3 separate regions of the Mus musculus genome follow, and all the other regions are linked to region 1. Evidence: chromatin loops called from intact Hi-C (ENCODE). Cell type or tissue: heart. All regions are shown on one strand.

What was found. A loop is a pair of places that touch in the nucleus more often than their neighbours do. Peaks named below come from ENCODE experiments on the same cell type or tissue, not always from the same donor. Only the 100,000 strongest peaks of a DNase experiment are listed, where the experiment ranks them.
Region 2: it touches region 1 in a loop (4-fold over the local background); 13 of 42 quality-filtered maps call a loop at or near these places.
Region 3: it touches region 1 in a loop (2.4-fold over the local background); 6 of 42 quality-filtered maps call a loop at or near these places.

What each region holds. Positions count from the first base shown.
Region 1 is chr7:136,149,309-136,157,308 of GRCm38, reverse strand. It overlaps Gm36675 (a long non-coding RNA gene), which reads right to left and starts at 4,151. Exons shown (of 3, transcript XR_378573.2): 1 at 3,966-4,151; 2 at 3,610-3,713. In heart, CTCF peaks have their summits at 4,409 and 4,608; DNase peaks (open chromatin) are centred at 4,718 and 6,938.
Region 2 is chr7:135,832,623-135,840,622 of GRCm38, reverse strand. No RefSeq gene overlaps it. Among named protein-coding and RNA genes, the nearest start is that of 6330420H09Rik, 17 kb to the left of the region's middle. In heart, a CTCF peak has its summit at 3,409 (motif pointing left); a DNase peak (open chromatin) is centred at 3,372; H3K27ac peaks cover 873 bases; H3K27me3 peaks cover 2,912 bases.
Region 3 is chr7:136,290,994-136,298,993 of GRCm38, reverse strand. The region is part of intron 3 of C030029H02Rik (RIKEN cDNA C030029H02 gene); the gene reads right to left. Among named protein-coding and RNA genes, the nearest start is that of C030029H02Rik, 27 kb to the right of the region's middle. In heart, CTCF peaks have their summits at 685 (motif pointing left) and 4,352; no DNase peak of the experiment used is centred here.

The sequences.
Region 1 (8,000 bases):
ACATTTCCAATGCTATTCCAAAAGTTCCCCATACCCTCCCCCCCACTTCCCTACCCACCCATTCCCATTTTTTTTTTTTTTTTGGCGCTGGCGTTCCCCTGTACTGGGGTATATAAAGTTTGAGTGTCCAATGGGCCTCTCTTTCCAGTGATGGCTGACAAGGCCATCTTTTGATACATATGCAGCTAGAGTCAAGAGCTCTGGGGTACTGGTTAGTTCATAATGTTCCACCTATAAGGTTGCAGATCCTTTTAGCTCCTTGGGTACTTTCTCTAACTCCTCCATTGGGAGCCCTGGGATCCATCCACTAGCTGACTGTGAGCATCCACTTCTGTGTTTGCTAGGCCCTGGCATAGTCTCACAAGAGACAACTATATCTGGGTCCTTTCAGCAAATTCTTGCTAGTGTATGCAATTGTGTCAGCGTTTGGAAGCTGATTATGGGGTGGATCCCTGGATATGGCAGTCTCCAAATGGTCCATCCTTTCGTCACAGCTCCAAACTTTGTCTCTGTAACTCCTTCCATGGGTGTTTTGTTCCCAATTCTAAGAAGGGGCAAAGTGTCCACACTTCAGTCTTCATTCTTCTTGAGTATCATGTGTTTAGCAAATTGTATCTTATATCTTGGGTATCCTAAGTTTTGGGCTAATATTCACTTATCAGTGAGTACATATTGTGTGAGTTCCTTTGTGTGTCCAAAGCCTGCCATCTGCTCAGCAACGCCATGAGTCTCTCTAAGGATAGCACTGTAATCTAGAAATGGAGCCTTTTCAGAAAACATTCAGCCCACTTTTATTGTTAGCCTTCACTTCCTTTGACTTTCTAGGGCCTTGGTTTGTTCCTCTTTAAGGCAGAAAATTTTGATTAATAATAATTATTAAAATTATGGTTGCTGGGCTGGGGAGATGGCTCCATGGGTAAAGAACTGGCTATACTGTCATGAGATCTTGAGTTCAAATCCCTAGTACCCACATAAGAACAGGGCCATTGTGGTGGCCATACTCAGAAGGCAGAAACAGGGGAGCCCCAGGCCCAGATGCCTAGCTAAACTGGCTGGAATTGCTGAGTTTAGACTGCAGCAAGAGACCTTGTGTCAGTAACTAAAATGGAGTGTGATCATAGAAGGTAACATATGCCAACTGTGGCTTCCACACGTGCACAGATATTTGAGCATGAGCATAGATACACGTGTGCATTCACACAATACATTACACACGTGCAAAACAAAAGTTACTATAGACTTGAGAGAATTCTTCTGCTCCGATATCATCAATACTACTTAACTCCTTGTAACTACTGTTCACCTGCATCCCATAGTCTCTTAAGTCGTATTTTAAGGTTTATTCAACTCAAAAGATTTTCAAATTATCCTTGAGACTTCCTCATTGAACCACTGAATTTGAGAAACCTGTTGTCTAGATTCCAAGCATTTGAGCATCTTTCAAATATTTTCCCTGAATTTGTTTATAATATATTCTTTGAGGGCTGGAGAATAAATTTTGCCTTTTATCAACTCTTTCCAATTTATTTATGACACGGATGTTTCTTGGTGAATGTTCTTGTGTCCTTGGAGTGAGTACTAGCACTTGGGGGAGTGAAGTGTGTTGTGTGTCAATTTGGTCAGGTTGATTGATGGCTTCTCTGCGCCTCTGCTTGCACGGATTCTCTGTCTTCTCAGGCAATCGATTGCTGGCACGGAGTATGGATGCCCTGGCTGTCATTAAGGACATCTATAAAAATACCTCTATTTCCTTTTGTGTTCACTATATGCATCTTAGGATCATTGTATCTTACTTGAAAATTGCCCTGGTGATCATTCTACAGCATTCATTTTCTTTCTGGTAAGTTACCCTGTTGACCCATTATTTGTGTGACATTCACTGAGTCAGGCTTGCTTTCTCTGTATCATCAGGGTTGGTGGCAGATGCCATTCTACACTGCTCTTTAGCTCTGCCTCAATGTGAAGTTTCAGGAGTCATCGGAATGGGGAAAAATGAAAAAAGCTGATCTAATGGGCAGACTGAGAGTGGAGATGAAGAGAAGAGAAAGGAGAGAGCTACAGAAAGGGAAAGAGGAAAGATAGGAGTAGAGGAATAGGAAGAGAAGGAGAAGGAAGTAAAAGGGGAGAGGAGGAAAAGAAGAAAGGGGAAAAGGGAGGGATACTACTTATAATTGATGCTCAAAGCCACTTGGCCAGGTAAGGACAGGAAGAGGAAAGGGTGTGTGTGGTGGGGAGGGGCAGTCTAGTAACAAGTCCAAAGCCCCGTGCAGAAGGAAAAAGAGACAGAAGAGGCTGAGGAAGAACAGCTATGAGGAAAAAATCTGTGGGTGGCTTCCTGGAAAACCCAATGGGCAGCTGCTGAAAAGATCGAGAAAGGACAGCCAAGGTGAGGCAGGGGCAAGCACTTGGAGGACAGCATCTGACGACCTGCTTGCCCATGCTTGCCAGTGCCTGCCAGTGCTTGCCTGCGTCTGTCTGCCCAGGTTTGCTTGCTCCTGTGTTTTCTCAGCTTCAAAAACAGAGAGGCGATGCTGTGCCTGCTGATTGACAATGAAGGAGGTGAGGTGTCTGATGGAGAACTTGGGGCTGGCTCCAGGCTAGCCCGTTACCCCAGGCTTCCCTTTCATGCCGCATGGGTGAACTTAGGGGGATATGGATTTCTGAAAGAGAAATGCCTGCATTCCAAGAAATCTTAGGCTTGAGGACAAACCCCACAATATCACGGAACTCATTTTTAGTTACAAAGTCAATATAGGCAGTTGGTTTTTTTAAAAAAAAATTATGAAGACCCCAAACCACAGTGAACAAACATGACCTGTTCCCACTCCCTACCTTGTTTTATTTCCCAGAAGCCACCATGATCTGCAGACGATTTTTATAGCTACAAGCAAATCCTTTACTTTTCCACAAATAAAATTAAACATGTTCCTTTCAGCTTGATTTCCCTTAATAAAAGCCTATGGGATCATCCCAGATTGTCCTGGGGAGGCTGGTCTCACTCTTTCCCTAAAGGCTGCTCGTGTTCTGTTTTATGTGTATGGTATATTTTATTTTAAACAGTCCCCTATCAATCTTTTAGCTTTTGTGTTTTAATTTGTCTCTTCCTAACAACCCTTTCCAATAGTGAACATTGTTTTAAATTTCCTTTGCTAAAGAGCTCCATAAAAATAAGTTCTTTGGAATAAATATCACATTTTAAAAATATTGACAGGTGTCATTAAATATTCCCCCAAGCCATCTTTTCTGTTAGGCTCCTACCCTGGGGGTGTTCAACACCCCTCTCCTGGTCTGCATGCATACTTGCCACTTCTGACATGCCAAGTTACCTGCCCTGCCCAGATTCTAGGATTGCAACTAAGACTTAAGTCACAACCAAGAGGGAGGGACTAAAGTTGTCTACTTGGAACTCAGCACACTGGGACAGGCTGCAAGTAGTCCCAGGCTTCCAGTAGGACAAGCATGCCTTTGGTCAGGCTGTTGAACCAGCTGTACAGACCTCCTGGGAGGACCAGGGACTCTCCTGCTGCTCTCAGGCAGTGGTCCCTGGTAATCCCATGCAAGTGGAGATCTGAGACCCTAGGCCTCTCCCACTTCCTCTTAGCCACTTACCAAACATCACGCATCCTTTCCTCTTTGTTCTTCCTACTTGAGCTCACTCGTGGGGCCATCTTCTCTGTTCCTCGGTACTGTACTGTAGAAAGGGTTCCCTAGCTCTGGTAGCCCAGATGCCCATGAGACCACAGGGTATGATTCATTAATAAGAACAGGTGTCTAGCTCAAGAGTCTGGACCCACCCCTTCTCTCCATCCCTCTTCTACTTTCTGGTCATTCTCAGTAAGGGACTAGAGCCTCAACACACACACACACACACACACACACACACACACACACACACACACACACACACAAGGACTTTGCCAAGTTTCTTGCCCTCTGTCTTTCTTGGTTCTTGCAGCTGGACTTACAGAGGCATCCGTGGGGGTAGGGCGGGACTGCCCCTAAGGTTTTAAGCAGTTTTGCTCTCACAACCATCTTGAATCTGCATCTTCATCCGCATCCTCAGCCTTGCCCCATCACTCCAGTCCAGGCCTTGCTGGTATGCAAGACGTTTTTAAAAAGTATTCCCCGGGGGCTGGTGAGATGGCTCAGTGGGTAAGAGCACCCGACTGCTCTTCTGAAGGTCCAGAGTTCAAATCCCAGCAACCACATGGTGGCTCACAACCATCCGTAAACGAGATCTGACTCCCTCTTCTGGAGTGTCTGAAGACAGCTACAGTGTACTTCCATATAATAAATAAATAAATAAATAAATAAATAAATAAATAAAAAGAAGTTTCTATTTAAAAAAAAAAGTATTCCCCGTTCTTCCACAAGCTTCCCCCTCCGCTCCGCAAAGCTTGCTACCCACTAGTGTCTCTCTTATCTACCTTCTCTGTGCCACAGCCAGCCTTGAGAAGCAGCGGGAGGTAAGAAAAGTGCTTTGGTGCAAATCTATCTCACCTCAATACCATAGTAAGAACTGAATCAAACGGTTAGGAAAGGGGAGAAATCCACAAAGAGTTTTCTGTAGCCTGTTTCTGGAAACAGCAATAAGAAAACTCCCCCTACAGGCGTTTCGTGGTTACTGCAAAGTAAACAGAGGAACTCTGCTGATTCATCAAGCCCATCCAATGTTTCCTTTGACTTCTTTAAAAACAGACCAGTTTCCTCCTGGCATCCAGCACCCTTTCTCCCCAAGGGAGATGAATAATGCAGACAGGACCTCCCTCCCTCCCCCAGTCCCTCAGGCCACAATGCTTCCACAGCCTTGCTAAAAGAGCTCCCCCGGCCTTTTTCTTTCTTTCCTTTTTTATATTTTTATTTTTTGCAGAGAGCTGAAGATTATTCAGAGGTTTTTATTCCTACTTCCATAAATCCACCAGCAAAAGAACATGTTTCAATAGGGTAATAGTTAATTCCTCCTGACTCAAAGACACGGGGTGGGAAAGCACATGAAATGTGTGAAAATCAGTTGTCACCAAGCCCTGGCTGACCTTCGAGGAAAAACTCGAGATCAATAAATGTGTAAAAGAGATGAACTGCCTGGCTGGGATCCAGAATTCAACATCTTACTTGTATCTCCCACCACACATACCCCAAAGATGCCCCTGATCTTGCTTCTGCCTATTTTAATGCCTATAGCAATATTTGTTTAAATATTTGGTTCCAAATAAGAAGATAGGTTTGCCAGGGTATCACACGAAATTCAGTAAAATCATGTATTTTGGGGACCCAGCCCAGTTGCAATTAGTCAAAACCAGCATCTCTCCTCTGATCCTCCTGAACACACGTAGGTCTAAATATCAGCCTGCCCAGGAGGCATGAGTGAGACAGGCCACTAAGCTATGGTCATCCCAGGGGTAAGAAGGTGGGGGAAGGGGGAACTCTCTCACAAAAGGGCATTGTTCCCTCTTCAGGTTTCTTGCTGTGCAGTTACATATATTATGAGTCTGAAGGTTGAAAAAGCTCTTAGTTTTGTTAACGTGTTTTCAAACCACTAATTATTCCCTGCTGTTTTGAGGTGTTAAATACATAAACACATGGGCTACTCAGCTTAAGAAATTAGGGTTGCATTCCTCTCCGGATGAGCCAGGGTGAAGGATAGTTTCCATGTAACTCACTGCTACATGTGGAGTCCTGTGTAGGCTTAGTTCGACACAAGCCAGGGCCACACACTAATCATGACAGAGACCACTGGCCTGGGGCTACCAGGCTGTCACTCCAGAATCTCTCAGCACATTCAGGTCTTAGGGAGCATGCCTGATCCTTGGAAAGTACTGGGAGTCAAAGCTTGAGGTTTTCAGTTAACAAGGCCCTTAGACCAGTGCCCAGGGGCTCATTGAGTTGTCTTTACATAGGTGATCTCTGCCTGTGACAGCCCATTTGGACAATAACACCTGAGGCCTCAGAGTTCTTGTGTGGACATAAGGCATGGGGCATATTTCGGTTTTGTCCATTTAGCCCCTTGGACATCTTCATCTCCAGACCCAGCATTACTAAGTCAGAGGCAGTGTTCCCAAAGGGTACTGACATGTAGGTTGCTTAACACTAGGAGTCAATACTTTTACTGTGGGTGCACGTGTGAGGTGTGTGTGTGTGTGTGTGTGTGTGTGTGTGTGTGTGTGTGTGCACATACATGTGTATGCAGGTATGCCTGCTTTTGGAGTCAACTTTGGATGTCATTCCTCAGGAGTCCTCTACTTGCTTTTTGAGACAGAGTAACTCTCTGGGATGAAGAGTTTACCACGTAGGCTAGGCCGTCTGACCAGAGAGTGAGCCCCAGAGGTTCGCGTGTCTGTGCTTCTCCAATGCTAGGATGAGAGACTGGAGGCACGTACCACCATCCAGGTTTTACATGGACTCTGAGCTGGAACTCAAAGTTCTTATGTTTATACAGATATTTCCTAGGCTCTCAACACAAGAGCTTTGTAATTAACTTCAGGATTCACCAGAATCTAGGAAGCATCACTCGAAGTCTCTCCCTAGCCCAGGTCAATGTGCAAGGTGAGGTCAAACAAGCTGAAACAAGTACCCTGGCTGCTTCTCAGCACAGTGGGTCAGGACCATTCCTGCAGAGCAGACCTCAGAGGCTGATAGCATCATGTGGAGAAGGGGTAGCATCAGCTATTGTATCAGAGAGGAGCCTTGTAGAGCAGCAAGGGCCATGCCAGCCAAGCCAGGTATATTAAGTGCTACACTCCTGCTCACCAGCCAGAAAGGCATGGAAAACAAGCTTAGAGAGCCAAGGACCTAGTGATAGGAATCAGGACCCTGGAGCAGAGTCACCTGGCTCAAGGTTCGCGGCCACTGAGCCAGAGCCAGACAGCTGGACTGAGAGTGTAGCAGCAGTTGAGAGCCAGAAGCCCAACTCACACCACGCAGCTGTGGACAACAGAGGTGGGGCACTCTTCCAGCTTCTGTTTAGAGCCTCCTGTTTCAGGAAGACACAGCCACACCTTCCCATTGTCCCTCTGTCCCCAGCTAAACGCGAAGAGGCCCTGCCATACTCACAGGTTCACTTGGACAGAATAGGATGAATGATTCAACAGGATCTGTTCATATTCATCTACAATGCAAATGAATCAAGATACAGCCGACAAGCACATGCAGAAATACTCAGCACTGACATATTAGAGAAAAGAAAACTAAGACCACAGAGAGACTTTGTCTCATGTCCACCAGGAAGCTTAATAGTCAAACTCCTAAAAAGTGTTTTATTTTCTTTTTTAAATAGGATATAAGACCAATTATTTTGTATACTAATTTCAAACGCAAAACTAATGATAAAAACCAGGAAGCTGAATGGCCAAATTCTTAGAAAAAAATTTTAATAGGAAAAGAGACCAATTATTTTGTATACTAACTTTAAAAGTAAAACTAATAATAAAAAAGAAACAAAAATATTGAAAAGAAACTTCTTAGCCCACTTACTAAAATATTACTAGAAAAAGGAAAGATAAAGAATGGTATATTTCCTCATCACCACAGGGGTGGCCACCGTCAACATGCTGGATCCGGAGTCACCTAAGGGGTGTGTCTGTGAGGATGATTCTAAAGAGGTCAAATGGGGTGGAAAGGTCAGACTACCCTAACCCACTTGCCCATGGTCTGTGAATGAAAAGGAACAAATGGAGAAAGGGAAGGTCCCCTGCTCTCTGCCCCAAGGTCCACTGAGATATGAAGCTGGAGGGAGAGACAGCCATGCCTTCAACTCTGCACTGAGCTGTACCCACATTTATAAGTGGCAGACAGACCCTTCGTTTCTTTAAAAAACAAATGTAGGAAGTTGAGAGTTATGCAGGATGTGGGGACATCAGAGCTCTGGGTACGGCCCATTCATGCATGAGAGGAGGCTGTTGTGGAGAAACAGTGGGGTGGGTTCTTGGAAAGCACTATGATCGTAAATAAGGAATCACCCCAAAATTGTACCGTGGGACATACACCCCACCCCAAAGAATTGA
Region 2 (8,000 bases), 320 kb after region 1:
CAGCTCCTACCACTGTCTCTCTGATCTCCTTACCAACCAAATAGTGATTCCCACAGACAACCCTGAAATGCGCTGTCTTCTAAAAACTGTTCGAATTCCCTGAGCGCAGATGCCATGCTGGAACCCTTAGTATGTCCACAGTGAATGATCTCCCCCACCCCATCTATGTAAACTGACAAGATATTTCTGTCAAAGAGTTTCTTAGCGGAGAATGGGAATCAGAACCTCCTCAATGATGTCCCCAACCTTTCTTACATCGGTGACTATGTCTTTACAAAACTCTCCAAGGACAGAGGCACCATCAGCATAATCCAGACCTTGAAGCTGCCACGCATCCATAAGTGCTCTTTACAGAGAGAGATTCATGAGAGAAGTTTAAGTATTAAGGCTCGCACTGCCCTAGTCGCTTGAATCATAGAGCTTCTTGCCAAGTTAGAGAATGGAAGCTCCAGGCACAACTTTGCTCATGCACTGGGAAGCAGGACAAGACCTGTGTCTCCTGAGAGTTGTCTTTACTATGGTAACCCAGGCTGGGGACATGAAGCTTGTCACCACAGAAAGCTGGTAGGGATGTAGCTCAGAGCTCTGAGGCAAGGGTGGCTGGTCACACTCATCAGGGCTGTACCAAGATTGTGTGGATAGAGCAGGGAGGCAGGTGCTGGTGTCACCATCTCCCCACAGCTCCACTATTTCCTGCTGTCCTTGAGCTCATAAAGAATAGGACACGTACATGTGGGTCTAGACCAACAGTTTTCTCTTTTTTAAAAAATTTTTTATTATTATGTATTTTCCTCAATTACATTTAGAAAGCTATCCCAAAAGTCCCCCATACCTCCCGCCCAAAATATGGGTTGCGACCCCTTTGGAGGTCGAAGGACCCTTTCACCAGGGTTGCATATCAGATATCCTACATATCTCATATTTAATTACACTTCATAACAGTAGCAACATTACACTTATGAAAGAACACCGAGATGATTTTATGGCTGGAGAGTCACCACAACATGAAGGACCACAGCATTAGGAAAGTTGAGAACCACTGCTCTATACTACAGCCCTCTGTAAAAGGTGACCAATGAGCAATGGCAGAGAGACCTAGGTTGCTTCCCAGCACATGGTGCCCTTTATATTCAGAACAGAAAAGACTGCCAAGGTCCACCCAGCCAACCACTCACTGAGCATAACATTCTTTGCCCGGGAAGAAAAGGTTTTTGTTCGAATCCCATCATCGTATATTGGAAGGTAAGTGTATTTTCTTTGGGTTAATATGCACAGATTTTTAATTCCTTGGATTTTATTCCCAACCTAAAGACAAGCTTTGTTCTTACCCTGAGTACCCAGGAGGGTGTATGTGGAGGGGATGGTCAACACCTTCAGCAGCTTCCGTGTTACTGTCCAGGCCAATTACTACTGGATTATTAGCCATGCCCTTGGGTTCTCATGGGTTCACCCTCTGACAGAGCATTCTTCTATAGATGTATCTAGACCCTCAAGCAAGTCTTTGACTAAGTGACAATTGCTCAAGTCAGAAGCCATATGTAGGTGAACCTTACTTCAAGAACAACTGATGCAGGAGGGAGGACTCTGTGACTAAGCACTTGCTCGGCAAGTGTAAGGACCAACATTTGGGTGTCCAGACACACGTAAATGCTGGATGAGTGTGGTGTGCCTCCTGTAATTCTTGCCTCAAAAGGTAGGGACCGTAGATTCCCCAGACTAAGCTGGCTAAAACGAGCCATCTTAACGGGCTCTAGGTTTGAGAGACCCTGCTTCAGTGATTAAGGTAGAAGATCAATAGAGGATGGCTCCCAACACCAGCCTTACTTCCACATATATGTGCATATGTGTGCAGCTACACAGGTATGCCCCCACACACGAAAAACCTGCCCACACAGGTATGCAGCACACAAGAAATGGAAAAGGTAAAGCAAGGGCTGGAAAGTGAGTCGGGGTTCCCCACAGGCACAGAAGAAAGAGCAGCAATCCTGCCCTCCATCACATCTCCGACTCCTGCACTCATGGACAGAGCATATAAGGTGGCCCACGTGGGTTTGGAGTCCAGCAATGCATACCGATATTCTCTAAAACAGCTGCTGATGGGAGGAGACTGGAGATGGGATTCCATATCAGGGTGACAAGGTGACCAGGAGGTATGAGCTGGAAAACAACAAGGTTCACAGGGATACCCAGCAATTGCAAAGTCCCACCTAACAGCTTTCTGGTCTACTGTAAATGGAGGGGCCACTTTCATCCCATTGACCAATAAGGTCACAGAGGCCAAGTGACCATTAAGAGTCACCTGCATAGAAGTGGTACAACCAAATGAGAACCCAGCTCTATGGAGTTCTAAATCCACATTGTTCCCCGATAGAGAGCTGCTGGTGATGCTTTTCGGATATATATATACACACAATATATACACACATGGGTTAACATGCTCATATCTGTGTGTGCACAGAGAAACAAACAAAAAGGCTTCAACCCTGCTGTGACCTATGGGTTCTAGTGTTCTGTGAGAGTGCTCCCCTCCATGGGAGGCATAAGTCCATCCCTGCGGTCCTCTCACAGAGGCAGCATTGGGTCTGTTACTGTCTTCAGTTGGCCGGCATGAGCACCTGCCCAAGCCACTTCATCTTCACAGCACACGTTCACATCTACTCCCACCACACTTCCTGGCCTGGCTCCTACAGAACACTTTCAACCCTTTCTTTCCACTTCCCAAGTCCCAGAGCTGATCTCCAGGGCCAATCTGACTCCCTTGCCTGTGCAGTAAGCCAGCGCTTGCCCATCAATGATGGGCATCTGGCCCTGGCAGGTCCCTGTCCTCTGGGACTCACAGGCAGACAGGTAGCTAATCACAGTCAAGGGAAACATGGGATCCAGAAAAACAGCTTCTCTCCCACAGAAGAGCTCTTGTGTGCTCAGGGTGTCAGCCCGGTGGGAGAAGACCCAGGGGACTTTCTACATGCCCAGAGACCCCCACCTTGATAAGCCTTTGCCAGTGTGGCTCTGGGCCACAATTTGGTAAATAATGATAGAGCCATCCATCAGCCTGGTGGCATGTCCTGGACAACAGGGGCCTCTGCCAGCATGGTATTCTGTTTCTCAAAGCCCCCTTCCCGGTGCAGTTCCTTTATTCCAACTTGGGAAACAAAGCCTGGGAGTCCAGCCATAACAGACTTGCAAAGCCCACACGAGAAACTACCTGGGTTGGCAGGAGGGGTTCTGCTTGGTGGGCCTCTGTGCAGCTGCATAGCCTTAAGAAGAGTGAAGCAGACCCCTGGCCTGGTGGGTACTGGAAAGGGACCTCTCCAGTCTCCCTAGAAGGAGGCAGCTGGCCAGGGTAGTGTCATGTTTCCTGAGGAGCCTGACTCCTTTGAAAGCTTAAGGGTGCCATCTTGTGCTTGAGAGTTGTCAACGCACCCGGTTCCCAGTGGGATGCAGCAGGAGCTATCTGCCCGCTGCCTTTCTCCCCTTTTCTTCCTCTAACCCGGGGCTTCTTGACCTCTGTAGGATCCCCAGCTACCAGAAGGGTCTCAGTCCCGAGAACCTGTTGGGGGGGTGATGCTTATTTGAGCAGTCTGGCACCTGCCCTGCATCCTGAGTCACCTTCTCCGTGACACCTTGTTGGTGGTCCTGACCCTTTGATGCTGTGTTCTGTGCAGCCTGCAGGTAGGTGGGCAGGAGGGGACTGTGAGAGGCAGGGCCTAAAAATCCAAAAGGTACTTATTTATGAGAAAGGAAGAGAGAGATGTAAAAAAGGCGAAAGGGCAAAGGCGTGAGAGGAGAAGAAGGGGGCGAGGGAAGAGAGATGGGAAGGACTGTAGAAGACAAGAAGAGAGGGGGGAGCTACTGTACTTGCCTTTGGCTAATTGCAGCTGTAGCATCTAATTTCAGAAATTATTCTGTCTGTTCAGGAGCACGTGTGCATGTTCTATGGATTCAGAGGATGTGCACATTTGGGAAACTGACACAAATAAAGGAAAAAGCCACTGTCCCTAAGTGTACTGTCCCCATGGGTATCAGGTTCTTCATAGGGAGAGACTAGGGTGGGGGCAGTGTTTACAGAATTCAAAGTTAGGTCTTCCACCCACTGGATATCCTTCCCCCTGACTTCACTGCCAGACTCGCAGAAATGCCTGCTTTGAGTTTTAACTCATTTCCTCTTGATTTTTAGATTCAAACATCTTCAAATATGGCGGGGGTGGGGGTGGGGGCAGAAACAGAAGATATTTGCAGCAAAGAACAAAGTAAAGAAGACAGCAGAGGGTCCAAATGGTCCTCAGTACTTCATCAGGCTTAAATCTTCTTCTGTTTTCTCTTTCTGAAATAAAATCCAGGGGCAGCATTGAGAAACCAAATGCAGACATACACACAGAAAACACAGACAGACAGGGAGACAGCTGTACCATCTTCATAAACACAGAGCCAGCCCTTCCCAACTCGCACAGCCTGGCCTAAGTGACAGGGCATAGCTACTAGCCAAGGAGTTGTGTGGCAGTGTCACACCTCAAAGCCCATCACTGTGTAAGAGAAGTACACACTTACACACACACATATGAATAGAAGATCTAGAGAGGGCAAAGCTGCAAGTGTTTTGTTGGTATCTTTTGTGCTTTGAAGATAAACAGCCTCAGGGGAGTGAAGAGAAGGGACATGAAGATCACCCCAAGAAGGGAAGGAACCTGGGTCTTTAAGCCACCCTCTCTGTCTCTGACTCTCCAGGCTTGCACAGTGCAGCTATGAGGAAGGTGTGCCCTTTGCCATGCAACCCAGCATGCCACTAGGGTTACTGAGGGCAAGCTTTGGCCTGGCAGAAAAAGGTATGGAGCAGTGTCTTGCAGGGCTCTGTAGTTTAAACTCAACACAGATCGGGAGGCGTCTTGAGGTCTTACAAACTACACACACTAAGTCCCCATCTTCAGCAGCTTGGCTAAATGGGTGTTTTAATGCAAATTAGTTCAAATTGCTATCAAGAGTAATTATGGTAAAAGACAAGCAGCCTTTCCATCATCCTTCCCTCATTCAGCTCTTCTATGGTGTTTTTTAAATAACGTAGCCATAAAATTTCAATTGACCACTAAAAGAAGTGCTGCTGGCAATGGGGAGACAGAGGCAGGAAGAGGGGGCAAAGGTGCCATGAGCCATGGTCTATGGTGGGGGTCCACATGGTTCTCTCTCCTCACAGCTTGTCTTTGCTAGGCAGGGTTGCTCTGTGGGGATGAGGTGACTTCCCCAGGCGTTCAGACTGAGGTCAGGAAAGGGCACAAGGTCAGGGCAGCAGGGGAGATCAGGCCTCTGCTGCACTCGCCCCCTCCTTACCAGGCACGCCTCTCTTTCCCCACCTTCAGTTGCTGAAGCCAATTCATTATGATAATATTAGGTAAAACAGGCAAGCCTGTAAGATAGAAAAATTACATCTCATTTGTTCTAAATTTGCCCGAGTCTAACTCTTAAGGGAGGCCTTTACATATTTGCTAATGGGATCTGTTTCTTATTGCCCCAAAATGCATAAGATCCAAAAGGAATCAGATTCTCTTCCTGGTCTGAGTTATCATCGGAACACACACAACTAGAAACTTGATTTCACCGGTTCCTGCTTCGGGCATCCTTCGGTGTTCGGTTCCTGCTTCGGGCTCTAGGTGTCTGAAGGAGCTTTGATTTCCCAATTATGGCATCGTCTATAACATAAAACTGTTGTGTTCCCTTCATTAAAAGATTCAGTTGCAAATGCTGGGACAAAAATTACAAAGAGCCCCCTTTTTTAAAAAATGTGCACATTTATTGGGATTATTAAATCACAGCCGCTAATAGTGGTTGTCACCAACTTAATTTAAAAAGCTGATTATTACTCAAGCCCTCTGTATTTCAGGCCTGATCCTGAATCATTAGCAGTTGTGACTATTTCGTTAATTTGCAGATTAGGAACAAGTAAGTGCCTGTTTTGAAAAAAAATGTGGCCACTCGACCTTCAGCTACGGAGACTGAGTGAGTCAGGCCAGCTTCCAGAACAAAAGTATCCTGTCAAATAAATGCATTTTGATGCGGGTCAACTCGAGCAAAGAAACACTTTGGAGATCAACCGCCCGCGTCCCTGCAGCCAAAAGTCGGGCACAAAAGCCACTCCAGAAATGTTTAAATTAGCTGCCTCCCCAGTGGAGTCAAATCAAATCAAACGGCACACTCAGAGCCTAAACACGTTAAAAGATAGTCCTCGTGGGTAGCAGCCACTAAACCAATAGTAACTAGACAAAGGGGTCTTGGTGACCCTTGCTCAATAAAGATTTCTGGTGATGATGGGTACGAAGCGGAAGGTGCTAGGGCTGGGGAACAGACCCATCTCCTATGTGTTATTTCTATTGCGACATTTGTCATCAGTCAGATGATGGTAATAAAATTTGTAACTGTTTCCCTTATCCGCTGCTGCGATTTACCTCCTCTAATAGACAATGCGAGCGCTAAAAGGCCCATATACATCTTCATTACAGACTCCGGCGCCCGAGCCACTCTCCTCCAGAGACACTTTTATTCATTTTTACACAATTTGCCTACTGTACGGTACAGATGGTTTCTATTAAGTAAAATATCTGTTTTCTTCCAAATTTTTAGTTTTCATGATTCAATTACCTTAAAATGATTGTGCATTGTGTTATCTCCCCTCATGACTTAATTTAGCTCAAACACTCCCAGCATAAACTGTAAGCCCCGTTTCATCCGCTCAGAAAATCACCCACATACTGTGATGTTTCTAAGGGTTGTTCCACCCCGGCTGTGATTTCTGCGCTTTTATCAGTTTCTTTCACCCGCGTCTTAACTGTGTTGGATAATTTTCTGGAGATAAATTTAAATATGAAAGGGTGTACAGGGAAACTTCGGACTGATATTAAAATGGGATTTTTTTTTTCCTTCATTATACTGTAAGATGTGCGGCATGCTTGTGAGCAGGCACACCGCCTGTGCTGGCACCTCAGTTGCCAAGAGCCTCCTCCTTGGGAATCTTCAGAGCTGCTGCCCCCACATGGTGGACCCCTGGCGTCAGCTTCCCCTTGCAGCCTTCCTTCTTCCCAGCCTGCTTCCTGTCCCAGTTTGTTAGTTGCGTAGAGGAAGCTGCAGGCTTCCACCTTGGCTCTAAAGAGAGCGTGGCATGGGTTCCAAATTTGCCTTCTCACACCTGGAGGGCCACGTTCTCCAGCCTGCCTCCCCCGGAGGTTGGGAGCCTGCTCCTGAGTGCCTGGAACCCAACAACAGCCTGCTTGTCTCGCTCTATTAGCGTGAGAGTAGGCAAACGCTCCCTGGAAATTTCCCCTCTCTTGCATTTTACGTTCATGTTTTATTCTGGCTCTCAAGTGTTCCAATTTTTCCCTCTGGAATATAGCCTGCAGCAGAGACCCTGTTGCTTCCTCAAGGCCCTCACCAGTCTCAGCAGCCCCGAACTTGGACCAAAAAGCATCTTATACCACTGTAAAGGAAACATAGAAAGGAGAGAGTTCAACCTTCGAAGGAAGGTAGGCTGTTAGGGGAGAGAAGTGTTCAGAGAATGAAGGCTACCCCCTCAAGAGGGAGGAGTAGGATGTGGCAGAGAGACGGTCTGCTAGTACATCTGCAGACAGGCTTCTGTTCCCCTCCAGGCTTCCTGAAGAGCCAAGAAACCTTTGCATGTGGCCATCCAGAACCCTCCACTAGACATACATAGAGTTTACCAGGAGTGGGCCCCTCCAGCTTTGACAAAAGTGGGACCGACTCCCATGGGGCCTCATCCTGTTCCTATGAACACTGGTCTGAGCAGGCACGGTATAATCGATAATAAAAGAGCAGTCTGGGGAATATGTTGTAGCCCTCCAAGGCACTTGACACTCAATAGTGTCATTATAACTCCAGTGTTCACCATTCATGAGCTCCTTACCTGCTGCCCTTAACCAAGAGCCAGTGAGGACCTGGCAGGAAACTCCTTCAAGAGACTGGATCACAACTAACAAGGGGAGCTTTGCCTAGGCAACATG
Region 3 (8,000 bases), 140 kb before region 1:
TCCTGACTGCATGCATAAGCCACTGTTCTGTGGTGACTATCAACCTCAAAGAGTTCCAGTATTGGAACAAATCAACACATTACCTCCTTACTGTGTGTGTGTGTGTGTGTGTGTGTGTGTGTGTGTGTGTGTGTGTGTGTACAGGAAAAGAAGAAAGCACTTGGGAAGATAAAGCACTTTGGCAGCCAAGGGTAAGGAAGATAAACCCACAGATGTTCATTATGAAAGCTTTGTAATCTCAGTGGCAACTGTGTGGCATCAGTGAGGGACAAAGACCAGGAAAGTATTGGTACTTAATTAATAGTCTGGCCCAATATGTCATCAGCTCCAGGAAGTTTGTCCTTATGCCCCAGGTGATCAAAACCGTGGAAGACACTAGCTGGAGTAGCCTCTGGGCCTCGCTGTGGTGACCTGGAAGTTGTTTCATGGACCACCCCACTCCTTACCTCAGCCTGGGCAGAGATCTAAAAGACTGTTTGTTCCCTTCAGGTATGTTCCACGTTCTACAAAGCCAGACCTGTACCTTTCTCAGTGTCTTAGTTCACACCATTCCCTGTCAGGAAGAAAGGAGGCCCAGTTCATATGGCACCTTTACCACCATGAGCCATTGAATAGTGTTCAATGCCCCTGCAGAGTTCACTCCCATATTTCCTTCTAGAAGCTCCTGGTCTGAGCTCCATCTAGTGGGGTTCCATGTGGCTGCATCATGGTGCAATCCTACCATCATGATCTGTAGCAGGGAAGCAAACAGAGGGATGGAAAAATTGGTCCCTGAGACCTCTGAGGGGTAAAGCCCAGACCACTCGCAGTTGTGAACTCCAGCCTCAGAACTGTAAGGGACTGCACATTTGTTCTCTTGATCCTTCTAGTTGGCACTGTCCCAGCAGCTGAATCAGACACTTGATTCTGACCCTGAGAGGTGGGCTGACAGCTTGGTTGGCATATTTGAACCTCACAGGGGTAGTCAGTGACCTTGAAGGAGTCTGTTGTCTAGAGCTTGGGACATATCTCAGTCCATGGTACCCCACAGGCACAGAGTCAAAGGAGCCTGCAGGCCCTATCTGTGTAGACACAAGTATCCAGTGTCCACACTCACCTCCTGGGGGAGCCCATCTTAATTGTTCCCCACATGGTTCTGCAGGATGGTTTTTTTTTCCATATAGTTTTTTACATGACTCCCCCATACTACTCTTTATATAGTTCCCCATGTAGTTCTCAGCACAGCTCTTTACACGACTTTCCACATGGTTCTGTATAAGCTTATTTACATTATTTACGGTTCTTCACATCTTTCTCTACATGACTCTACATGATTCAAACAAAAAACCCTTTGGCATGACTTCTGTTGGAAAGAGAGTGATCTGTATAATGTTTGTGCTGTGGAAGTCCTAGCTCCAGCTTTGAGTCTCCAGAAATGTGTTTGGTGACCCAGGGTTGGCTCTGGTGTGGAGCTGGACTGGACACCAGCTATGTTCCTCCTTTGCTTTGCTGATTTTGCAGTGGTCACAGGAACTACATAAGTCTTTCATTCAGTCTTGCCTACCTGGCCAGACTATGGATTTTGTTAAAATTAGACCTTAACTACCCTTTTAGTGCAGTTTGTGAAACTTTTTTTTATGTGTTTGAGTACTTTATATCATTCACACTGTACTAAAATTTACATGCGCTTTTCTAAAAAAAAAATTGTCATGTAAATTTTTGTAAGCTCCAGGCTTATTTTATGATCCATAAACTAAGACAATATATTAAAATCTTGGAAGAATTTAATATCAGCAGCAGATTATCTTAAAAAACACACCCACACCTAATTCGTGGGTATTATAGAGACAGGCATATCAAGTATGTTAAAAGGTTTAATGGCTGTTAGTAAATTTTACTGCCACTGTCAATAATTCCATAATATATTAGGCCAGTTAATAGGTCAATGGAATGTATTTATATCATGCTATAAACTGTTTACCAAGAACAAACTAATTTCTAATGATAATGAAACATGGAGTCAATAAATATTAATTTTAGCATTTCTAATTTAAATACAATTTTTCACATCTGTCGTAAATGTTGGGCTGGCAGCATTAAAGCTCACATTATTGGCCTTGTACACCAAGGACAACCGTGTGAAGAACAAACTGTGACAGTTGCCCTGCATAGCAATGCCTGTAGGTGAGGGAATCTTCAAGGTGTGTGATCCCCTTTAGTTTATTTTATTCAAGCTGTAAGCGTACTGAGCCTGTCACCTGAAGTGTTTGTTCAGTCACTGACATGTCAATATGCTTCTTAAAAATAAATCTTCTTAAAATTCATCTTTAAAAAATATACCTTTGAAAAACTCAGGGCAAGTTTTTCTATTAATCTATTTTGAGTTCTAAGGCCTATTGGTGTTCTTCACTTTTCAGGTCTCTCCTGTGGTCGCTTGGGAGCTCAGTCACTTAGATCAGTTGCCATGGAGTGCTCCTTGCCTTCCCGCTTCAGAACTCAGTCACAGCCTGCACTAGGGAGGACAAGGTGAGCTGAATACAAGCCAAGCGTGCCAGCTCCCAGGAGAGCTGCCAGCCGACCTGAATTCTGCTTCACCATATTGGTGTTTTCCTCAGGGAAATGGTTCCAGTGTATTTGAGGATTGAGGGTTGTTGTTGGTGCATCATTTGTAGAGCAGTGACCTTCGGAAAATGTTTGACGCACTTGTGCTTTGCATGGCATCTCCTTTGAAAGATTGTACATACACATGTACACACAGGAAAAAGTACACAGAGGTAGTCTTGGCCTCATCATGTCTAAGTGATAAAGATATCCTAGTCTATCACTTCTTCGTGGACCAGTGTCTTGAGGATCTTTGCACAGCACTTTACTGGTTGTAACATCCCTTTGCCTTACATTTCTTATCCCCACAGCAAATGTTCTATACCTTCCTCCATCCATCCATCCATCCATCCATCCATCCATTCATCCACCCATCCATCCTTCCATCCATCTACCCATCCATACATCTACCCATTCGTTCATTCATTCATCCATCCATCCATCCATCCATCCATCCATCCATCCACCCACCCATACATACATCTATCCATCTATCCATCCATGCATCATCCATCCATCTTCCATCTATCCATCCATCAATACATACATACATCCCTTCACCTCTCTCCACAATCCTCTCCTCAGTTCCTCTTTGCATCATTTCCTGTCTGACTTTCTCTCCCTCTTGTTACCCACTCCTCCCTTTATCTGCTTCTTTCATCCCTCCATGTTTATCTTTCTCACTATCTCTCTATCCATTCTTCCCTTCACCAATCCCTCCCTCCAATCATTTCCTTGTCTCCCACTCCCCTCCTCTGCTCATCCCTCCTTTTCTCTATGCACCCTTATTCCTCTGTCCCTGTATTCATTTCTCCCTCCACTTCCCATCCTTCTCTGTATTTGCCCATTATTCTCCATATCCATATCCCTTCTCCCACCTACCCATCACCTTTGCTCATCATTGAGTAGCCACTATAGCCAAGCCTCCTAATCTGAGTTTTCCCTTCTATTATTTATTCTCCTAATGTCACTTACTATTATGGACAATGTGCTGTTCTTCCACAATCCATGATGTGAAGTCCTTGCTTTCAGTACCCCTGAGTGTGACTATGTTTGAAGAGAAGGTTTTTAGAGAAGTAAATAAAGAAAAATGAAGCCATTAAAGTAGTTCTAATCCAATCACCAGTAGGATTTACTATTACAGAACATTGTAGTCGTCAAATGCTAATATACATGTATGCTCATGCACACACACACCACAAAGCCCTTGTTAAGACACAGGAAAGAGTAAGGATACATCATCTGTACACGGGAGGAGGGGAAGTACAGATAATATACTTTTGATTGTAGTCTTGCAGCCTCTAGAAATTGAGAAAATAAATGATCGTAAGACTTCTAGGAGACAGAAGCTCTAGTAGACCAATGCTAGAGTCCTAATTTTTTATATTAAAATTCAGTCATCCTGCTTAGCATGGTAGATCACACATATAATTCCAGCACATAGAAGGCTGAGGCAGGAAGTTCATGACTTGGAGGCCAACCTGGGCTACATTGTAAGCAAGCCTGGGCAATTCTATTTCACATTCACATCTTACCAGCTTTGAGGATTCAAAATGAGTGTTTTAAAAATATTTTTTAAAAGTGTTTACACATAGAAACCAAGATTCTTAGCCCTGGAGGTTTTTGCCGTTGGGGTAGGGGCTGAAGAATGTTTGTGCAGAGCTGTCTTGTGCCTTATTAGATGCTTGAGGCCATTTCTGGCCTCCACCCACTGGGTGCCAGTACAAATCCAGTCTGAGCAGACCAAACATCGCTGAATACCATCCAGCGCCACCTAGGGTGGAGGTGGAGAACAGCTACTCTGCATCTGTATTGACCATATGCTCGGCCTGTCTGAATGTGTGTTTATGTGTGCATCTCTAGTGTGTGTGTATGTGCATGTATATGCATGAATGCACATTTGTATGTATGTGTATATGTGTGCATGTATATTCATGTGTAATGTGTGTGTGTCTGCTGGTATGTGTGAATGTTTGAGTGTGTGTGTTTATGTGTGTACCTGCATATATGTATGGTGTGTATATATGTTTGTAAGTGTGTGTTTATGTGTAGGTGTGTATACGTGGTATACATAGGCCTGTCTGTGCTTGTGCGTGTATGTGTGTATTCATGTGTATTTGTGCATATATGTGCGGCGTATTTGTTTGTGTCCACCTGTGTGCATAAGTATAGAGTATGTGTGTATTTTCCACAAAGACACAATATCGCCTATACACCCACGGGTAACAGGAAAAAAGCGCAGAGCAAAGTGGTCTATGCAACCAGTTGAGACCCACATTTTTCCAGCTGGGATTTCAGAACGAGCAGGAAAGGCCTGTCCCTTCACCACTGGGCACCAGGACAGGGCCAGCACCAAAGAAAGGGCAGGGTACACAGAAGCTGGTTCTGTGCCAAACAGCTTCTAACAGGACTACGATAGTTAGAGGAGCCACCGGCTCCATGACTCAGCAGCCTAAGGAGACTCATCTGTTTCCCCAGGACTCTTTCCTCTACAGGCTGCTTTCATACACTGCTCTCCTGCAAGAATAGCAACTGGCCCCAGGGTTGGTATAAGCATGTGCAGCCCTCTTGGTATTCATAAGTAGTGAGGGCCAGCACTCTGGACCTCGGAGGGGCAGGGATTGTGTGCAGGGGTGGGGATGGGGCCTTTTCTAGCTAGGTCTCACATGCAGTTCTCCAGCAAAGGCTCTCTGACCTTGGAGTTGCAATTCTTGGCTTCTGCCTTGCTCTCCCTTGCCCTTGGATTCCCTCCAAGGTGTGGTAAAGGGAGGGTCTAGCCTGAGCGCTGAAAGGGTGCAGAGAACAAGGGGTAGTAGATTTTCCGTTGCCCTTTTTGTGAGGTAGTGGATGAACTACAAATTCTCTAAAGTCTTTCTCTGTGACCCAAAACTCCATTGTTTGGGCTCTATAACTCTTCCTCCCTGTGGCAGACAGAAAGAGGTGAACACTGCTTCCCACTGCCTGGCCTCTCTGTGACTTTCTGGCTTCAGTTCTTTCCATTTCTTAGAAAACAGACTTTTGATTCAAGCTTTTGCCTATACCACCGGTGTCTGTAGGACCAGCTGGAAAGGCCCCTCCATGACTTTACTGAGCAGAGCCACAAGCTGACGATTGCTGTTATCCCGCTCTGCACAGCCCACTGGCAACTTCCATTTTATGTTTAATATTTAAACTGACATAGTTCTTCCAATTAATGCATTATATTAAATATTAGGCTTTAGTAATCTAGCATTTTATTAATATATTTTAATATTTAATGCTAACATTTTATGTGACATTCTTAGTTGTATTAATCTAGTAAATTTTGCCAATAAAATTAAATTATTTTCCTATTTTTTACTTCTTGAGTAGAAACGATTACAGGAAAGTCAAAATAATTAGATTTCATTGGGGATAAGTGATGAGGGGATTTATTTCCCTGAAGATGAGACTTTTCTCATCTTCTTGTAATTTTCTGACTCATGTATATAGCTCCTGTGATCCAGACATAAGCCAGAGTGCAGGTGTGTGGGCACTTGCCAAGTGTTTTTCTACCAAAGCTTCGGTTTTTAAACTTGGAAAAAGCTGCAGAGAAAAGAATCTAGCAACCTGTTAGATTTACAGACAAGAAGAATGGAGGGGTGGGGCTGTCCTTACTGCACAAGCGTGAACAACACACTTCAATCCCCAGCACCTACATAAAAAGCCAACTCCGGTGTTGCATGTTCAGAAGCCCAAAGCTGGGGACATGGAGACAGGTGGTTCACCGGGGCTTCATAGCCAGCCAGTCTAGCTACATCAGCAAGCCCCATTTCCAAGTGCAAATCCTGTCTCAAAACCATGGCAGGCTGCTCCTTAGGAATATCCCCCAGGATTGACCTATGACCTCCATGCACAAGCACATCTTTGCACACTCACCTGAATACACATAAATGCCCATGAACACACACACACACACACACACACACACACACACACACACACACACACACGGAAATACACTCCCACATGCATACACATAAAAGGAGACCACCATCATTCCATAGGTAAGAACTTCCTGGGTAGAAAAATCTACTTCTCTCCCAAGATTCAGTACACGTATACATTGGTTGCAAGAATTTTTATTTTATCTGACTCTTCAGTCACCAGTTGATTGTTACCTCGGGATGGCATAGATGGATTGCTTCCTCTGTGAGGGGTGGCCAGTGCCTTCTCTGCCCCTGTAGAGTTTGATGTGCCAAATTTTTAACTTCTTTAACGATATATATCTCTAGGCTCTGGACATGGGGAAGTCAGATATCCCACCTAGATCTGGACCTGCAGCAGATTACATTATCATAGGGCCCTATCCCTGAGACCTCGCTATCCCACTGTCCCCCAAAATATTCAGAGCCCTTCCTGGCCTGAAGCCTTCCTTAGGTTAGCCTGGGGTATCAATCCTGCCTGATCTGGAATTGTTTTATTTCGTCTGCTTCAAATATTTCTTTCCCCAGGGACCAAGTTCTCATTTTCACTGTCCTTTCAAATAGCTCTACCTCTAGGGACATTTCGACTTGCACTGTCTAAGAATTTGTTAGCTATGAAGACCCACTCAGGCTAACCCTCTGCCAGGCTCCTTACTGTGATAAAGCTCAGACCTCTGGAATCTAATTAGGAACTGTCTGTGGCCCTGTTCCCACATCCTCTTAGACACTATACACTCACCCTCCACCTTCAGCTTGCTCTAGCCATCTCTCTTTCAGCCCTTGCTGTTCTGTGACTGGCCCCCAGGCTTGCCTTATGCATCTTTAAAACCCAGCTCCCCATGTCTTCTCTCTGCCCACCTTTCTCTCTGAATTCCCCATTCTTGTCTTGCCCGACTTTGCTTCATTTAAAAGTTGCTTCTGTTTTAGTTAATGATTCATAACAAGGTGAGGACAGTTAGCAAAAGCTCCTAATGTGCGTCTTTGTCTCACGCCCTTTTCTGTTGCACAAGCATTTTCTTATATGTTCTTTTTGTCAGACTTCATAATTTAGTATTCCAAGCTAGCCTCCACGGAACAAATGAAGCTTAAACCTCGGAGCTCACAGCCTACATTCCGCCCCTCCCTCCACCAGTGATTTTTATCCTCTCCGAGGCCACACAAGTTGTACAATCTTCAGGTCCCTCGGAACCTGGATCTGCCCTGTTCTCATGATTCATGAGTTTCCCACGGTCTTGAAAGTGCTTTGTGCTCAGGATCCGGTAGATGGAGGGTTGGCCATAGGGGACAAATCAGTTCACTCCCTCAGTGTGGGACCTTAGGTGAGCCAATATTTTGCTATTGCAAATCACAGAGCTAGCAGCATGTTTGTGCATTAATCTTGGTCCACATTTCTTGTTATGTCCTTGAAATGGATTTACAGGAGGAGAGGGGCTACATGAAAGGCAGAGAAATGGTCAATGGCAGACCCTTCCCCAG